2 separate regions of the Mus musculus genome follow, and region 2 is linked to region 1. Evidence: chromatin loops called from intact Hi-C (ENCODE). Cell type or tissue: left cerebral cortex. All regions are shown on one strand.

Evidence for each region. A loop is a pair of places that touch in the nucleus more often than their neighbours do. Peaks named below come from ENCODE experiments on the same cell type or tissue, not always from the same donor. Only the 100,000 strongest peaks of a DNase experiment are listed, where the experiment ranks them.
Region 2: it touches region 1 in a loop (7-fold over the local background); 3 of 42 quality-filtered maps call a loop at or near these places.

The regions. Positions count from the first base shown.
Region 1 is chr4:46,766,757-46,774,756 of GRCm38, reverse strand. The region is part of intron 7 of Gabbr2 (gamma-aminobutyric acid (GABA) B receptor, 2); the gene reads left to right. Among named protein-coding and RNA genes, the nearest start is that of Gm32208, 79 kb to the left of the region's middle. In left cerebral cortex, a CTCF peak has its summit at 1,316 (motif pointing left); DNase peaks (open chromatin) are centred at 2,019, 3,427, 3,979 and 4,540; H3K27ac peaks cover 4,544 bases.
Region 2 is chr4:46,822,393-46,830,392 of GRCm38, reverse strand. All of the region lies in intron 3 of Gabbr2 (gamma-aminobutyric acid (GABA) B receptor, 2), which reads left to right. Among named protein-coding and RNA genes, the nearest start is that of Gm32208, 23 kb to the left of the region's middle. In left cerebral cortex, a CTCF peak has its summit at 4,060; DNase peaks (open chromatin) are centred at 2,775, 3,352, 4,285, 6,456 and 2 more places; H3K27ac peaks cover 6,707 bases.

The DNA of each region.
Region 1 (8,000 bases):
TTCACCTGGTCCACAGAGGGGCGGGGCATTCTACAGCCCCAAGTCTTGGCTTCTTATTTCTTTGTGTCCTTAAGAGTCCCATGATCTCTTTCGCTTAAGGGGTATTGGGGACCATCAGACCAGTATCAAAACGGCCTCCCAGCCAGCTGACACTCACTCCCTGGACACAGGTGTCTCCTCTCCTTTTGCTATTATTCTCGCCTATCAGATCGTGGAGGTTTCTCTGGTGACCATGCTTTTCAATCTTTTTCATTCTTATTTCAATGTGACAGGAACTCGGTTTTAACCCAGTGGTTCTCAGCTTGTGACTTGAGACCCTTTGGGGGTCAAATGAGCCTTTCAGAGGGGTCCCCTAAGACCATCGGGAAATGTGGCTCTTTGTATTACAATTCATAACAGTAGCAAAGTTACAGTTACAAGTAGCAACAAAAATAATTTTATGGGTGGGGGTCGCCACAGCATGAGGAACTATATTGACCCAGGAGAAAGGCTGAGAGCCACTGGTTTAAACGCTCCAACTCAATGGCGTGTCATGCATTCACATTACCGGGCTGTCACCACTGCCAGGCTGTCACCACTGCCGAGCTCCAGAACTTTCCCAGTGTCCCAACTAGAAGCAGATACACACAAGCTCCCTGTTAGGAAGGGTCATTTTGTGTGTTTTGTTTTGTGACTCTGGGGACCAAGCCTCACATGCTAGTCACGAGTCCTCCAACTAAGCTGTATACCAGCCCTTACTGGAGACCATTTTGCAGTTATTCAGGTGTTTAGGGGATTTTGTTTGATTTTCTAGGCAAGCTGACTGTACTTAGCTGAATTTTCTATTAACAGTATCTTGCTCCCATAAGTGCCTTGCTAACTAGTTTTAGAGAGAAATTTTGGTCCTTCCGACCTAACCTTAAGAAATCCAGAGCGCCCTCCAATAGTCCGGGGGGGGGGAGGGGGGCTTTGTACAGAGCTCCCTAGAACGTATACAGGCTTTTGCTGCTCTTTTTAGCTTCTGAGACAGGGTTTCACATATTCTAGGCTGGCTTCAAACCTGCTATGTAACCCAAGGATGATGCTGGGTACCACCACTGTCCAATTTATGGGGTGCAAGGAAACAAATCCAGGATTTTATGCCTGTGAAGCACACTACTAATGGAGCTATATCCCCAGCCTCTAGAACGTATGTTTTAAAAGAGTGAAAACATGAGGCCAGAGCAATGGCTCAGCAGCCGAGAGCAGCTAATGCTTTCCCAGAGAATCTGAGTTTGGTTCCTAGCAACCATGTTGAGTGGGTCACAACTGCCTGTCACTCCAGCTCCTAAGGATCTGATGCCCTCTGCTGGTCACCATGAGTATCCACACACATGCAGCTCATAACTCACACACACACACACACACACACACACACACACACACATAAACAAAAATGAGATAACGTTTTTTTAATGGAGTGAAGTCTGATGGGGTGGTGAATGCTTTTAATGCCAGCACTTAGGAGGTAGAAACAGATAGATCTCTGTGAGCCTGAGGCAGCCTGGTCTACACAGCACGGTTCTGGCCAGCTGTGCCTATAGAGTAAGATCTCTCTCTCTCTCTCTCTCTCTCTCTCTCTCTCTCTCTCTCTCTCTCTGTGTGTGTGTGTGTGTGTGTGTGTGTGTGTGTGTGTGTGTGTGTGTGTGTGACAAATTTTTAAGCAAATAATGAAGCGTCATTGATAACCCACTGCTGTGGAAAACTCAGGAAAGCACCTGGGCGAAAGCCTCTCAGAGAAACTCCACACTCTCTCCCCACAGTCCCTTAATTGAGGCTAGGACAACCCCTTGGTGCACATGTCAAGGTACATTAGTCCAGGATGCTGAGCAGGAGAGAGGTCTCCTAGGCTCTGAGGAGAACAGCTGACATAATTACAGATGACATGATGAAAGGCTTTGAGGCCTGATGTGTGTCGCCAGCCTGTATGTGCTCATGCAGAGGTGACTTGCACACTCTCCATGTGACACTCCAAGCCTGGCTCCTGCCAGCCCCTGTGGGAGTAGTGAGAAAGGCTCCGAAGACCCATTTGCTCATGAGATTGTGAATCTCATTATCCCTCCCCAACACCCACCTCCCTCTTCTTTCTCAACAGAATTCAAGCCTCCCACAGGTCCCTGCTTCAGCCTGTCAAGACCTAAAATCTGGTGGGGGGGGCATAAAACACTGTGGAAGGGCAAGAGGGTCCACAGTGAGGGGGCAGAGGGATGTCTCCCTAAGAGATGTAGAGTCATTAAAGCATGTACTCCAAAGACATGTTGTCACCTGATAGCTGAATTGAATAAACCTGGCAAGAACTCAAGTTTCCTAATCTGTAATGGGTTCACACTTAAGGTTGGGCCCCCTGGCATATAGGTGCTGAGAGAGAGCACTCACCATGTACAGGTCTGTAAGACTGAATTCCAGACATATGCCTATAAGGAAGTGAGTGTGGGGACCACAGAGCCATTGCTACTAAGCCTGCAGTATCTGAAGGGAGCCCTGGAGCTGGAATGGGGGAAGCCTGGGCCTCTAAGCTTTCTGTTAGTCTGTCAGCCCTGGGAATGGTATCCTTGGACAAGGCCATTGCTCAGAGTAGAAGATAACTCCCAGCAAGGGACTTAGCTGAGATTCTCAGTCTCCTGTACTTAACATCAAGAGCCAGGGATGGTCGCTCGGTTGGACATAGCCCAGAACTCCTATAGATGACCACATGCCTTCGCTTAAAGGCTGTTTGCTTTAAGACAGGGGTTTGTTTTGTGACCCAGGCTGGCCTCAGAATAATTGTTACACTGCCTACACATCACAGGGGCAGGGATGCACGGTCACACTCGGGTTCAGTTGTAGTCTCTGTACCCTTGCCATCCGTAATAATTCACATCCTTGCATTTGGTTGCACACAAACACTCACACACCTATGACTATATCTATAGTCGTAAATGAAGGGACTTAGCACTGTATTCTAGTGGCTTCAAAATATCTTTCAAAGGGGATTTCCACAGAAGCCTAAAGTCACTGGTCCATTTAACATTTAAATTAACACTGCTCTTTGCATCCTCAAATTTGCTCCTTGGAGTACTCTTTTAATCATCCCTTTAGATTTAAAAATTAGCACGCACATGTGTTTAGCACCAAAGGAGAAGCCATGGCTTAATGAAGGGCCAGAGCCCCTGGTCAGCTTAGCAACTCAAACCCCAAGAGGCCATTAGCTATGCCACATTCCCTGCCTCTGTCCTAGATGTAGAAGATGGGACCATTTAACTGGGATCCAGACCACATTCAGTATTGTAATGATCGTGTGTTTATTTTAATGTGTGATATAAAATCAGATCCTGCCTGTAAGGCAGCAAGACAAGGTCTCTTTTTCCACGTTCTTAGAGGCACTCGGGGAAGCCAGGCACAGATGGTACGTGGATGTGTGAAATCACGGAGGAGCTCGTGTGTGGTGGAGGAATGGGAAACCGTGACCTCTTTCGAGCTTTCTCTTTGCTTCATCCTGAAAGCCACCATGGTCATCCCATAAAAGGTTAAGACATGAATCAGAGTCGAGTGAGAAAGGGGTGAGGGAAATCTGTCAGCAGCAGAGCAGCGATGCCGGGCCAGCTTGCAGCTATAGGAGGCTTTCGCCTGCATTGCTCTTGTTGGACCGTTAATGGTCTTTTTGTTTAATGCCCTTTCTCCTCATCCTCGTGTTTCCAGTTACTAAAACCTGGTGCTGAGATCAGAAGGCAGGGGTCCTTGGATTCATCTCTCTTTTGCAATCATGTTGACATCATGCCATTGGGCTTTTACAGCAGAAACCTCTACTGCTGACCCCTCCAGGGAGGGCCTTTTTGAGGGTCTGGCTTACACCTGCATCTCTGCTGATCACAAAGGAACAAGAGCATCAAAGGCAGCCAGTCACCATCCCTGCCTGTCTCTCGGTATCTCCTCCCCATGGAGGAGACATATGGGGAAAATGGACAGTGAGTGGGTGGGTGAGTATGTGGCCAGATGGATACATCGAGGGATGAATGGATGGACAGATGGAAGGATATATGAATCTGTGGGTAGATGGGTGGTTGGATGGATAGATAGGTGAGTGTGTGTGTGGATAGACAGACACATGTGTAGGTGAGTAGATGAAAGATTGGTGGGTGGATGGAGATCAATAAGTAGATGAGTGGATAGAGATAGGATGAACGGGTGGGTGATTTGGCGGGTGAGTAAATGGGTGGCAGGAAATGTGATGTCGTGAACAGCGACCACAGAGGTCACCTCGGGTGTCTGCTTCATTTTAATCTCAGAAGTGATTGGCCCCAATGTGTTGGCTCCTTTTTTGTACAAGTCCTGACCCCTTGACAATTTTCACTGCCTCTCCTGATGTGAGGGCCATCTTCTCATCTGACTCCAGAAGACACGTTTCATCTCGGGCCTTTGTTCCTCACCGGCACTTCACCCTGGCAGGGATTGGGCCTCATTAAAATCCCTCCTCTGCCCAGTTCCTCTTTGAGGAAGTGCCTTGTTAGGGCATTTCTGCTGTGAAATGGATCACACCAGCCCACGTGGGTGCCCAGCCTGAATGCTAAAGACCGTTATTAGCAGATGTAGCCTCGAGATGTTTCAGAGTTGTCGGTTCTGATGCTCACAGGATTATATTTTCAAACATCATCACGCATCCTGTGTGACAGACTTGATTACGGTGATGAACTAGTTTTCTTCCTCTGAGAGATGTTCTAGTTGCAAAAATGATCCTGAAAGCGTTTCAGAAAAGTACTGAGCAAAACTGAAGTGACATTATTTCGTTTGGGTGGTTCCATTAGCTTACCAGGAGAGGCAGCTTGCTAGGGGGGAAAAAAACATGACTACTCTTGGGTGGCTAAAGTCCAGTGTTTATATTCTCTTCTGCAAAGTGAGACCAGTGACCAAGCACCCTTGTGTGGGACCCTCGGAAGACAAGCTGAGAAAGGCACATAGCAAACTGTGGGGATACCACTTTATTATTGACTGATTGGTGGTGGTGATGGTGGTGGTGGTGGTGTGGTGGTGGTGGTGGTGGTGGTGGTGGTGGTGGTGGTGATGATGTGATGATGACAATGGTGGTGGTGGTGAGAATGGTTGGTTGACTGATTGGTTGATTTAGGTTTACCCAACAGGAGGAATCAGAACTTCACAGTAAAAATGCCTTCCAGTGAGGGCCTCCACAGTCCAGGTCTGCATTCACCAAGGGTTCCGAAGGGAACAGACACTCTCACATGCATGTCGCTGCTTGGTCAAGCCCAGGCTCTATTCAGAAGCACTGACATATAGCACAGCCCAAAGTGTACACTGTGTGCTGGATCACACTCAGTACACACATATGAAAATGTCTAAGCCGGCGTGTGCACCTGTAATCCCCACTACTCAAGAAGCCAAGGCAAGAAAAATCATGAGTTTGAGCCCAACCGACATTGTATCATCACACAAGGTAAAGGTGGGACGGGTGATACAGCTCAGCAAGTAGAGGGCTTTGCTACCAAGTCTGATACCCTGAGTGTACTCTCTACAATCCACATGGCAGAGGGAGAGAACCAACTCCCACGGGTTGTCCACTGACCCACACACATGTACTGTGGCACATGTCTGTCACACGCAGAAATGAAATACATAACTGTAAAATTTTAAATAAAAGTGTACCACATCATATTTTATATGGTCGCCATCGAAATGCCATCGTTTTTAGATGTACCGAGTTTGAGAAAATGTGCTAACAACATAGGCCTGAGAAATGGGTCAACAGCTAAGAACACTCGTTGCTTTTTCGGAAGACCTAGGTTTAGTTCCCACCCTACCCCACCCCTGCCATCAGCTGACCCACAGGTGCTTATGACTCCAACTCCGAAGGATCTAAAGCCTTCTTCCAGCCTCCACGGACACCTTCATACATGTAGTTCACATACACACACATATAAACAGATTCTTTGGATATACTATCAGTACCAATTTTTCTTTTCATCTTTCTGCGGAGAAGACAGTACAGTGCTGGCGATGAAGGCCCGGTGCATATCAGGCAAGCATTGTCTCGGGGCCACATCTTCCCTTTGATCACCTTTCAAATGTGGCTGTTGATCAAGTAGCACATTTGCAATCTCTCTCCCCCTCCCTCCTTGCCACCACATGCTCCTTTTGGTCCTCTGGCAACAAGACTCTGGCTATATAGCCTAGGGTGGCCTTGAACTCAGGGAAATTCTGCTTTGGCATTGTGAGTGTGTGCCTTTATGGCTAACCTCACCTCTCTGCCACAGTGATTAAACTTCAAAGGTGCTCCTAGTCTCCAGCACTGGCCTCACAGTCAGGCAGTGGGCTAGACCTTGGGGCCAGGCTGTGGGCTAGACCTTGGGGCCAGGCAGTGGGCTAGACCTTGGGGCCAGGCAGTGGGCTAGATCTTGGGGCCAGGCCGTTTTTAGAAAGACAGACATGCTGGAGCAGGTGGGCAGGGCACTTCTCCCAAATGCGGATGAGGACTCTCTGGGTGTTTTGCATCTTCTGTGACCTGGAACCCAGGAGGAGATGGGCAGCTGGCCTTTGGAAGCCGCTGTGAGACAGGACAAGCAGGGAACATTTATGACAACCTGGCTTCTCAGAAGAAGGAGAGGAAAAACTGGGCACAACCTGAATTCCCAGTGGAGGGCACTAGGTTAGGTAGATTTTGATATGCCCAGACGGTGGAATTATTGGCAGCCATTAAAACCAATTGTTCTGGAAAGATATTCAACAGCATAAGAAGATTAATAATGCATGGGTTTGCAAAAAAAAAAATCAGTGTAGTCATGTTACAAAGAGGGTTGCATGACAAGTCCTCACGTTCGACTTTAAAAGTTACTTTATTTTGTGTTGTGAAGGAGGGAGGTGTTGCACAAACCATAGTACAAGTATGTGGGGGCTCAGAGGACAACCTATGGAAGTCAGTCCTCCCCTATACACTGTGGGCTCCAGGGATTGGACTCAGATCCTCAGGCCTGGCAGCCTGTGTTCTCATCCAATCAATTGACTCACCACCAACCTTGAGAAGAGATTTAAATACATAACATTGCTTCATTAGGGACCATGACCACCAATGGTGACCTTCCCTGTCTGATACGGTTCCTGGCACCACCAGGCCCTCAGCCAACATGAACCATCTTCCCCTGTCTTAGCTTGCTTTCAATTACTATGATAAAACACCATGACAGAAAGCAACATGGGGAGGAGAGGGGTTATTTCAGCTTACAGCTTACGGCTGTGAAGGGAAGTCAGGGCAAGAACTCAAGGCAGGAAGGAACCTGGAGACCGAGCTGATGCAGAAGCCATGGAAGAAGGCTGCTTACTAGCTTGCTCCCCATAGCTTGCCAGCCTGCTTTCTTATATAATGCATGACTACCTTCCCAGGTGGGGCACCACCCTCGGCAGTCATTAAATAAGAAAACAGTCTACAGAACAAACTTATAGAAGCATTTCCTCAGTTGGAGTTCCTCTTCATAGATAACTCTACCTTATATCAAGTGGACAAAAAGCTAACCAGACTACCCCGGCTCGGGTAGGCTCTCTCTTTTATCTTCTTTGTGGTCCTGAGGATTCTACTTAGACAGCCAAGCATGCTGGCCATAATGTGTCCCACTTAGCTGCATCTCCGACCTTTTCTTAGTTTTCACTTCAAGACAAGGTCTTATAAGGCCTGGACTGGCCTTGAACTCACTGAAGAAACTACGTTGGCCTTGAATTTAGGTCTTCTTGGCTCATCCTCACAAATAACTGGCATTATTGACCTGAGCAACCTTTCCTGGCTTCTCAGTCAGTTTTGATAGATCTAATTCTGAGCCAGGAAGACTTGCTCCTCCAGTTCTCTCCTGGAGGTCTCAGATCTACCTTGGACCCCTGCTGGTCACAGTCCAGTTGAAGATATTATGTAATTTTGTCCTGGATGTGTGGGAGGCTGCCTAACACAGGGTAGAGGCCAACATGAAAAGCCTTTCATATTCAAAATCAAGTATTACAGAGAAAGTGCT
Region 2 (8,000 bases), 56 kb before region 1:
GTAGTGAATACAGTGACAATAAGCATGATTGGTAAACTTGTGTGATATTCATGTGCTTTTCCTAAAACACAACGGCAGCTTTTGTTTGAAGACTTTGGTCTTCCTAGTATGAAAGTTTTCTTCCATTAGATCTTTCATTGTTTCTCTTTTGCTCTAAGACCTTGCAGGGTTGATATTCAATGTCAGCCTGGGCAGATTCAGAGCCACCTAAGGTGCATGCTTCTTAGCATCCTGAGACGTTGAATTGAGGAGGGTGGTCCCGTGGAAACATGGCTGGGTCCAGTCCATAAACTGTGCCCCTGAACTGAATAAAAAGGAGGAAGCCAGCTAAGCAACAGGCTATCAGCACTGGTCACTGCTTCCTGACTGCAGACCAGCTGCCTTCCCTGCCACATGAACTGAATTCCTGTATTCCCTTCCTCCCTCCTTCCCTCCCTCCCTTCCTCCTTCCTTCCCTCCCTCCTCCTTCCTTCCTTCCTTCCTTAAGTTGCTTTTGTCAAGTATTGTCATAGTTACAGAAAAAAAATCACCAACACTCGCCCTGGCAGCTGCTCTTTGCTACTTTGTGGCTTCCTCTTTTTCTTACCCTTTATCCCTATGAGTGCTCCTCCCTTTGTTACTTTGTGACTTCTTTTTCCCATCCTTTATCTCCGCCCATCCCCCCTTTATGCTCTATCACTATATAGGAGAGAGAGAGAGAGAGAGAGAGAGAGAGAGAGAGAATGAATCACTAAATAATTTCCTTCTTTTTTCTTCTTTGAGCACAACTAACAAATCACAACCAACGCCCCTGAATGACCAACAACCACCCACACCGCCTATGAGGCTCTAACATTTATACACCCCCTGAAAAGTTTCCAGAATTCCAGATGTCCCAAAGCCGCAGAAACTATCCGCAGCTGGCAACACCCCCACTATGCTACAGCACGAGGCAAATCATAGTCAGTTGCTGAAGACAGTCTGAAGCAGCCCCATATCCGCACACCTGAGGTTAAAATGAAACCACATTCTTATATGTCAGTGTTTTTAAGAAACCAAATTCCAGAATTCACACTTACACCGCCCCCTTGGGAGCCCCTAGTTCCAGAATGAGTCTCTGTTGTTCCTCTCTGCTGCTCTTCTCACTCTGGCATCCCAATCTCCACCCTCACTGATGTCCAGGAGACGTTACCTCCCAGAGATCTCAGGTTATCTTGCACACAGCTGTCAGTGCTCTGTAACTAAGGTTTGCTTCTGGCTGCCTCTAATGTGTCTTTAACTCTCAGATTCAGTAATTTAATTCATCTCCTGCCGTCATTTTCTCAGCTCTGCTGGGGTCCTTTGAATTTCAGTTTCTTTCACTGTATCATTTCCAGCATTTTAGAGTTCTGGTTTGCTTTCATCTGTGAAGCACAGAACTGATGTGACAGTTTCCTTTTACTTCCGGTAGCAAATCTGTTCGTTGATGAAGCCCTTCCTCTGCTCATGTTCACTGTCTGTTTTTACGGCTCATGGCTTCCGAATCCTCCCTGACCTGGGACGCCCTGGCATCCATGAACTTTCCGTGGGTCTCCATGGTTTTAGCTGCCTCTGCTGAACTTTCACTTGAGTCTAAGACAAAACTCAAAGCCAGGGACAGAGAGCTGAGGGCCAAGGAGTCACATGGTGCTGAACTGTCTCAGCTACTCATGGTTTCTCCTTGTAGGTGGGAAACAGCTGCTCCAGATGTTCAGGGTCACTCTTGGCCTCTGCCCTTGCTCTTTTGCCTGTGGTGTCTGGCATGACACCGTGGAGAAACTAGATTTGGACAGCTCTGCTTGCTTGTTATTGGACAGCATAGCCAAACCATTGCTGAAGGCAGGTGGGCCATGTGATGAGAAGGGGGCTCCTCCAAGTGGGTCCGTACCCCCTGCCGCAGCCCAGCGTCTTTCTTCCTGAGCAGCACCCTGCTGTGGCCCAGCCTGTCCTCTGGTGCCTAGCTGCACATGGTAGGCTATGTGGTCAGTGACTGCCCCCAGCCCCAGTACACTCTCCCTCCCCACAGCACAGTGCCCCCTGCTCAGGAAGCAGGGCTGTGAGTCAGCCTTCAATCTGGTTTCCTTGGCATCGTACCTCTCTGAAATTCCTCAAAATTGCTGGCATGTTGATGCTTCTCGCTCCTCTTTTTCCAACACTGAAGCAGATTCTCCTATTTTTGTAACTACCTTGCAGGGTCCTTTCTGTCACTTGCAGAAGGGGGTAGCTTAGGTGGGAGGTGGACATCTGTGCTCAGCTATCCTGTCTTCCATCGTTAAAACGGCCTCTCGCTTTGCACAGTGGTGTTCAGGCAGATGAGACGTCTTAGGCGACTCCTGTTCCGTGGCCCTCTTTTAATGTCTTGCCCTATGCTGGCCCTCATCACATCATCTGGCTTTATAATTTAGCCTTTTGTTTTGTTTTGTTTTGTTGTTGTTTTTCTGGGCATGTCCCCTCTCCCTCTCAAATCCCAAGTTAGCATCCCCTCTGAGGAGTGATTCTTCCGCCAAACATGGCTGCCAGGCTCTGGCAACCTGATCCATATCCAGGCCTCCAGTGATATTGATGGAGCTTCCCACATCCTCCCTGCCCTGCCAAGGTCACGACCTTCGTGTGGAAACAGCAGAAGCTGCTCCCGGCCTCCTGGTCCCCATGTGTCCCTCTCAGCAGCAGTGTGTTTCACTGGAGAGCCGTTTCGGATCCTTCTGGCATATCCTGGCCTTGCTTGTGAATCAGCAGTAAGGCAGCAGGCGGTGGAGGGGTGGGGTGCAGAGGCGCCCCAGGTTGGCTTGGCGGCCTGCCCCAGAACCCAGCATATCACACAATTTGCTGTGCCCAGCCTGTGAACAGCTGCCTCTGGCCCTCTCTGGGGAGTTACCAAGCTGCCACAGCTGCTCCTTCCCGGGAGTAGTGAAAAGATCTCTCCCACCAGAGGCTTCTGCGCATCCCTTTGGGGTTTCACAGGGTGCAGGTTAGCTTGTTCCTGCAGAGAGACCACACCTCTTGGGTTTAGGTCAATGGCATTACTGTGGCTTGCCCTGCAGTAACTGAACCCGAAGTTATCTGTCTTATCCTCTCTTTGATCATATCCCTGATAGTGACCACTGCCCCTCACACCTGGCGCGAATGATCTTACTTTTAAATTTACAACCCACCTGGGGTAAGCCGTGGAGGTACCTTTTTTTTTTTTTAAAGAAGAATTCTCTTGTTCACCTGGAGTGGCCAGGACAGAGGGCTACAACAAGTAGAACCATGGGACTCCAGGTCTGTGTGGTTCCCTCTCCCTCACAGCCTGCAGTGAGCACAGAACCACGGGCTCTAGGGCAGGCTCTGCCAGCCATGACTGGCATCTGCGAGTCCAGCTCCTGGTCTAGAAAAAGTGATTAGCACACAGCCGCACTCACTGCTTCTTGTGTTGCCTACGGCTTCTCTTGTAATACAACAGCAGAACTTAGTTGGGACAGAGCCCAGAAGGCCTGTGAAAACTAAATATTTATGCTCTGGCCCCTTGCAGAGGAACCTGGCTTTCTCTTGCTATTGTGGACCATAGGAAGAAATCAGACTAAAGTTAGGTCCTGAGTTCAGTGTTTTCTAGCTGTGTGATCTTGGGTGGCTGTCTTGACCTCTCTGTGTCTTATTATACTTACCCACACATTGCTTATAACTATGCCTTTAAGTCTACACCAGTGGCCTGAAGTAATGTCCTGGCATGAGTGAGGGACTAGAGGGATGGGGGCACTAAAGGCACTGGTCCTAAACACCCTCAGGTCCTAAAGCTGCCCATATTTCTAGGACATCTTATGGCTGCTTGCCACCTGGGCTTCCCCTGTGGCACGCCTGTGCAGTTCATCAGTCTGCAGGGAGAGTTCATTAGGTTGAGTCTGTGACCGGGAACCCCACCGCCATTTCCTTTTCCATCTATCCTAGGTGGTCTGCCTTCTCCACTCTCTCTTCTGCCTCCCTCTGGACTGCTCTGGAGTTTCTACTTAGGCCCTCCTCTAATCACCCGGACAAAGGTGACATAGACTCCTCTCTAGACTCCCCTTTGGACACCAGGCACTCAGTGACACATCACAGGCAGCAGGTGTCCTCATTCAACCATGCGGATGGCTCACTGATGCAGGCTATAGTTCTGAGACCTTCCAGGGAGGTGCGAGGCCTCCAGACCCTCTGTACACAGCCCAAGGTGGATGGGTGGGTGAATAAGCCACAATATATGGTCCTGCCTTTCAGATCTGCATCCCAAATGGAAAATTCCACTTGGGCCTTGCAGAATAGATATGACTCCCAGTTTCTAGTGAAGTTGTACTGTCCAAACTGCTGAGCTCAGCACATTCCAGGCCCTGCAGCCTGCTCAGCACTCGGGGCGGTGTCCACCCAAGACGCACACTCAGCACCTGCACAGGATGAGGCCGGCTCCAGGCTCTAGGCCAGGGCATAGACAGGTTGTCATTCCTAACCTTGAAGGAGCTGAGACAGCTCAGCTTCTCTATCCAGGAGTAGTGGGGAGCTGCGTATGAGGGGACTTCCTGGTTACAGAACCAAGTAGCCAAGCAGCAAGGAGGGCACCCGAGGGCCAGAGCTGAGCCTGGAGGCCCCAGAGGACGTCATGGGAAGGAGCTGTTTACATGGGGCTCTCGTGGCCTGCGCCCATATGATGTAAAAGAACTGTATGGTTCATGACAAGATGCGAGCCTAGGCATCAGGCTATCCTTAGGAGACCTGTACCTGCAAAGGGAGAGTTCTACAGTGTAGGGCCCTGAAGGAGACGTGGCATGTTGGGAGGAATCAGAAGAAAGCAAACTTCACACAAGTATTTTGGGCAAGGCTTGGGGAATCAATTGGGCTAATGAGACCCCCAAGGACGAGCAATGGTGGGAGTCAGAACCACCACCAGGTGCTCTTGAGGGCAACTGGAGGAGCCAAGCTGGACAGGGCTGGGATCCAAACAAGGAAAGAGGAGCCAAGCAGAAAGATCCTTAACTTTTAACTCTTCCTCTTCCTTGCCCTCAGACTCCTGCTGGGGCCTCTCTTAGGCCTTCTGGTGCCTGATGGGCTCCTGTTACCCTCCGACCCCTGCTGAGACCTCTCATTAGCCCTCCAGTGCCTGCTGAGACCTACCATTGGCCTTTTTACATCTGCTGATATCCTGGCCCTCTGATACCTTCTGGGGTCCTTTTGGCCCTCTGCTTCCTGCTGGGCTCCTATTGGCTTTCTGAATCCTGTTGGCCTCCTATTGGTCCTTAGACCCCTGCTGGCTCCTATTGGCTCTCTGACTCCTGCTGGGCCACCCATTAGCCCTTACACTCCCGGCTTCCATTGTTTTTTTGATGCCACTTGAGACCCCCCATCAGCCTAACCTAACTGGGAGTCTCAGAACAAGTCAGATCAAGAGGTGCCACTCATTAAAGTCAAATTCCAGAGAGGGCAGGGCAGGACAAGCTGGAGGGTGTGAGTGGGGACAAGTGTTGGATTTCAGCAAGATACAGCCCGGTAAGGGTCCTGGACATAGGGGCTTCCATGTTCTTTTCTGCAAATCAAGCCACGCAGGCTAAACCAGTCACTGGGTGTGCTGCCTTGGAGAAAGGATATGAGATCCTATGAGGCCGACCATTTTAGTCTTAGGTGAATCATAGCAGAGAGGGGAATGGGAGCCTTCCTATAGAAGGTTCTAGATATGATGTCCATGGCAGTGCCTAGGAAGGGTGGAGATTAAACTGGAAAGTCAGACTGGGACACCCTAAAAGGGTAACTGCAGATTTGTAAGAATGGGAGGAGGGCACTCAAACTTAAGGAACTATCTTATAGAGAAGAGGGCAGGACCTTGGCAGAGTTTAAAGGGGGAGAGGAAGCTGCCACCGGAGGAACTGGGACATCAGAGGGGTAGACGCCACAGGAGGAGCTGAGGGTCTCCACAGGAAGTAACTGCACTGCTCCCACGCGACTGTCCAGAGTTCTCCCTCTCGGCCTTCAGTCCCCAGCACTCAAGTATGAATGGGCTTGATGCCCCCCGGGTGTCCCTCCCATAACTCACTCACTCCTCATAGGCTTCCTGTGGGCCTTGACACACAGGATGTATCCACGCAGAGGATGTGATCTGAGGGACCCGAGGGCTTGTGTGGAAAGGAACGTGGGCCCACCCTGCCAGGGTCAGCTGTTTACAACCCAGCTCCAAGCCCAAGACCCCACCAAGCAACTCTGGAGTCCAACACGCTTTGGCCCATTCTCCCATCTGTGTTCTTGTTCTTCATAATAGAGAACAGACAGACAGGGACAGACAGACAGACCTGGGACAGGCAGGGGTGTCGTGACGGAGAGAAAAAGCAGGTTCCTTTCAGGCAGCCCAGATCGGGGTGTGAGTGATGCACGACACAGCTGCATCTGCTCTCTCACGAGGCTGCACACAGAGAATCTAACGCGCACGTCTACGTGGAGTGCTATCCTCTGGCTATCACATGACCATCGTCCTCTTGAACTCTCAGCATGTGTGATTAACCACAGGACACCTACACAAAAGTGGGCCCCATCTCTGTCTCACTGTGTGGGAGGTGGGGATGTGGGACGCATGGAGATGCATAAGCGGTCAGTGGCTGCGAGACTGAGACGTCTGCTTCAGAGGAACTTGTGTGCTGCTCTGGTTCCCATAAACTCTGATTAAAAGTCATTGTAGGGCTGGAGAGATGGCTTAGTGGGTAAGTGATTGACACCCCTTAGAGTCCCAGCACTGGGGTATGGAGACAGGAGAATCTCAGGCCAGCCACTCTAGTCAGTTGATATACCCTAGTTCAATAAAAGACTAAGAAAACGAAGTGGAGAGTGACTGGGGAAGGTGTCTGATGTCATATGAATACACACAAAGACATACATGAACACACACATACACACACACACACACACACACACACACACACACACACACACACACCTCTAAATGAACAAGATTCTTGACCCACCAGGCTCCGTTCCAGTGGGACAGTTCTTTGGTCTTTGTTGCTGTCCTCTCTGGGGTAAGCAGACATGTGTTCATTATCCAGAAAAAGTCCACAGTGTGCATTAGGGCTCTCTAGAAGAATAAACCCAATAGAATGAGCTTAATACACAGGGGTTATTAGATTGGCCTACACCGCGCATGGTGGGTAGTCGAGCAATGGTTGTCTTGTGTACTGGAGAGGCTGAGAACTTGTTAGATGCTCAGTCCACAGACTGGATGCCTCGGCAATCACAATGCAGGCCTGGAGGTCGCTGCAGAGCTGCTGTCCTCAGACTGCATAGGAAGGCTAAAGAAGCTGAGTCTGGATGTCTTTGGAGGATGGTGGCAGCAACAGCAGCAGCGGCGGCAACAGTAAAGCAGATGCACAGGTCAGCATGGAGCAAAGGCACACAGATGAAGCAGCACCACTTTTCCTTTGGTCCTCTTTACACCTGGGCCCCTTGGGAAAGGCTCTGCCCACCTCGGAGAGGGTCTTTCCATCTCAACGAATCCTTCAAGGAAACAAACCCACACAGATCCCATCAAGTTCACAGCCAAGGTGAACCACCACATCCTGCATCTTCACTTATACTTGTCCCTACATTTTTTCATGCAGGCTCAACTCCAGCTACACAGTATAAAGCACTAACTTATCTGGAAGTAGGTTGTTCTGTGTCCCCACAGGAACACCTTTCTGCCACAGGAATTACTTCTACAAGAATTTAAGTGCATGTGCCAAATCTTAAATGGGGGTGAGAGGGTGGGAGGAAAGGGATCAGGGGGCAAACGATCAAACAAAAAATAACCCTCATGGTAGCCCAGAATTGCTTCAGCAACTTTAACATTCAAAAAGAACAGTGAGTGGGGTAAGCATAGTGTTGAAAAAACATCGATGTTGATAAAGAAAAGGAAGTCTCATGTTTAGCATCCAGCATCTACTTGCATGCCTGCAGTGATGGGGAGCTCACTACCTCATTCATTGTCACTAGAAACTTTTCTTCTTCATCATCTTCATTTTCTATGTCATTATCCGATT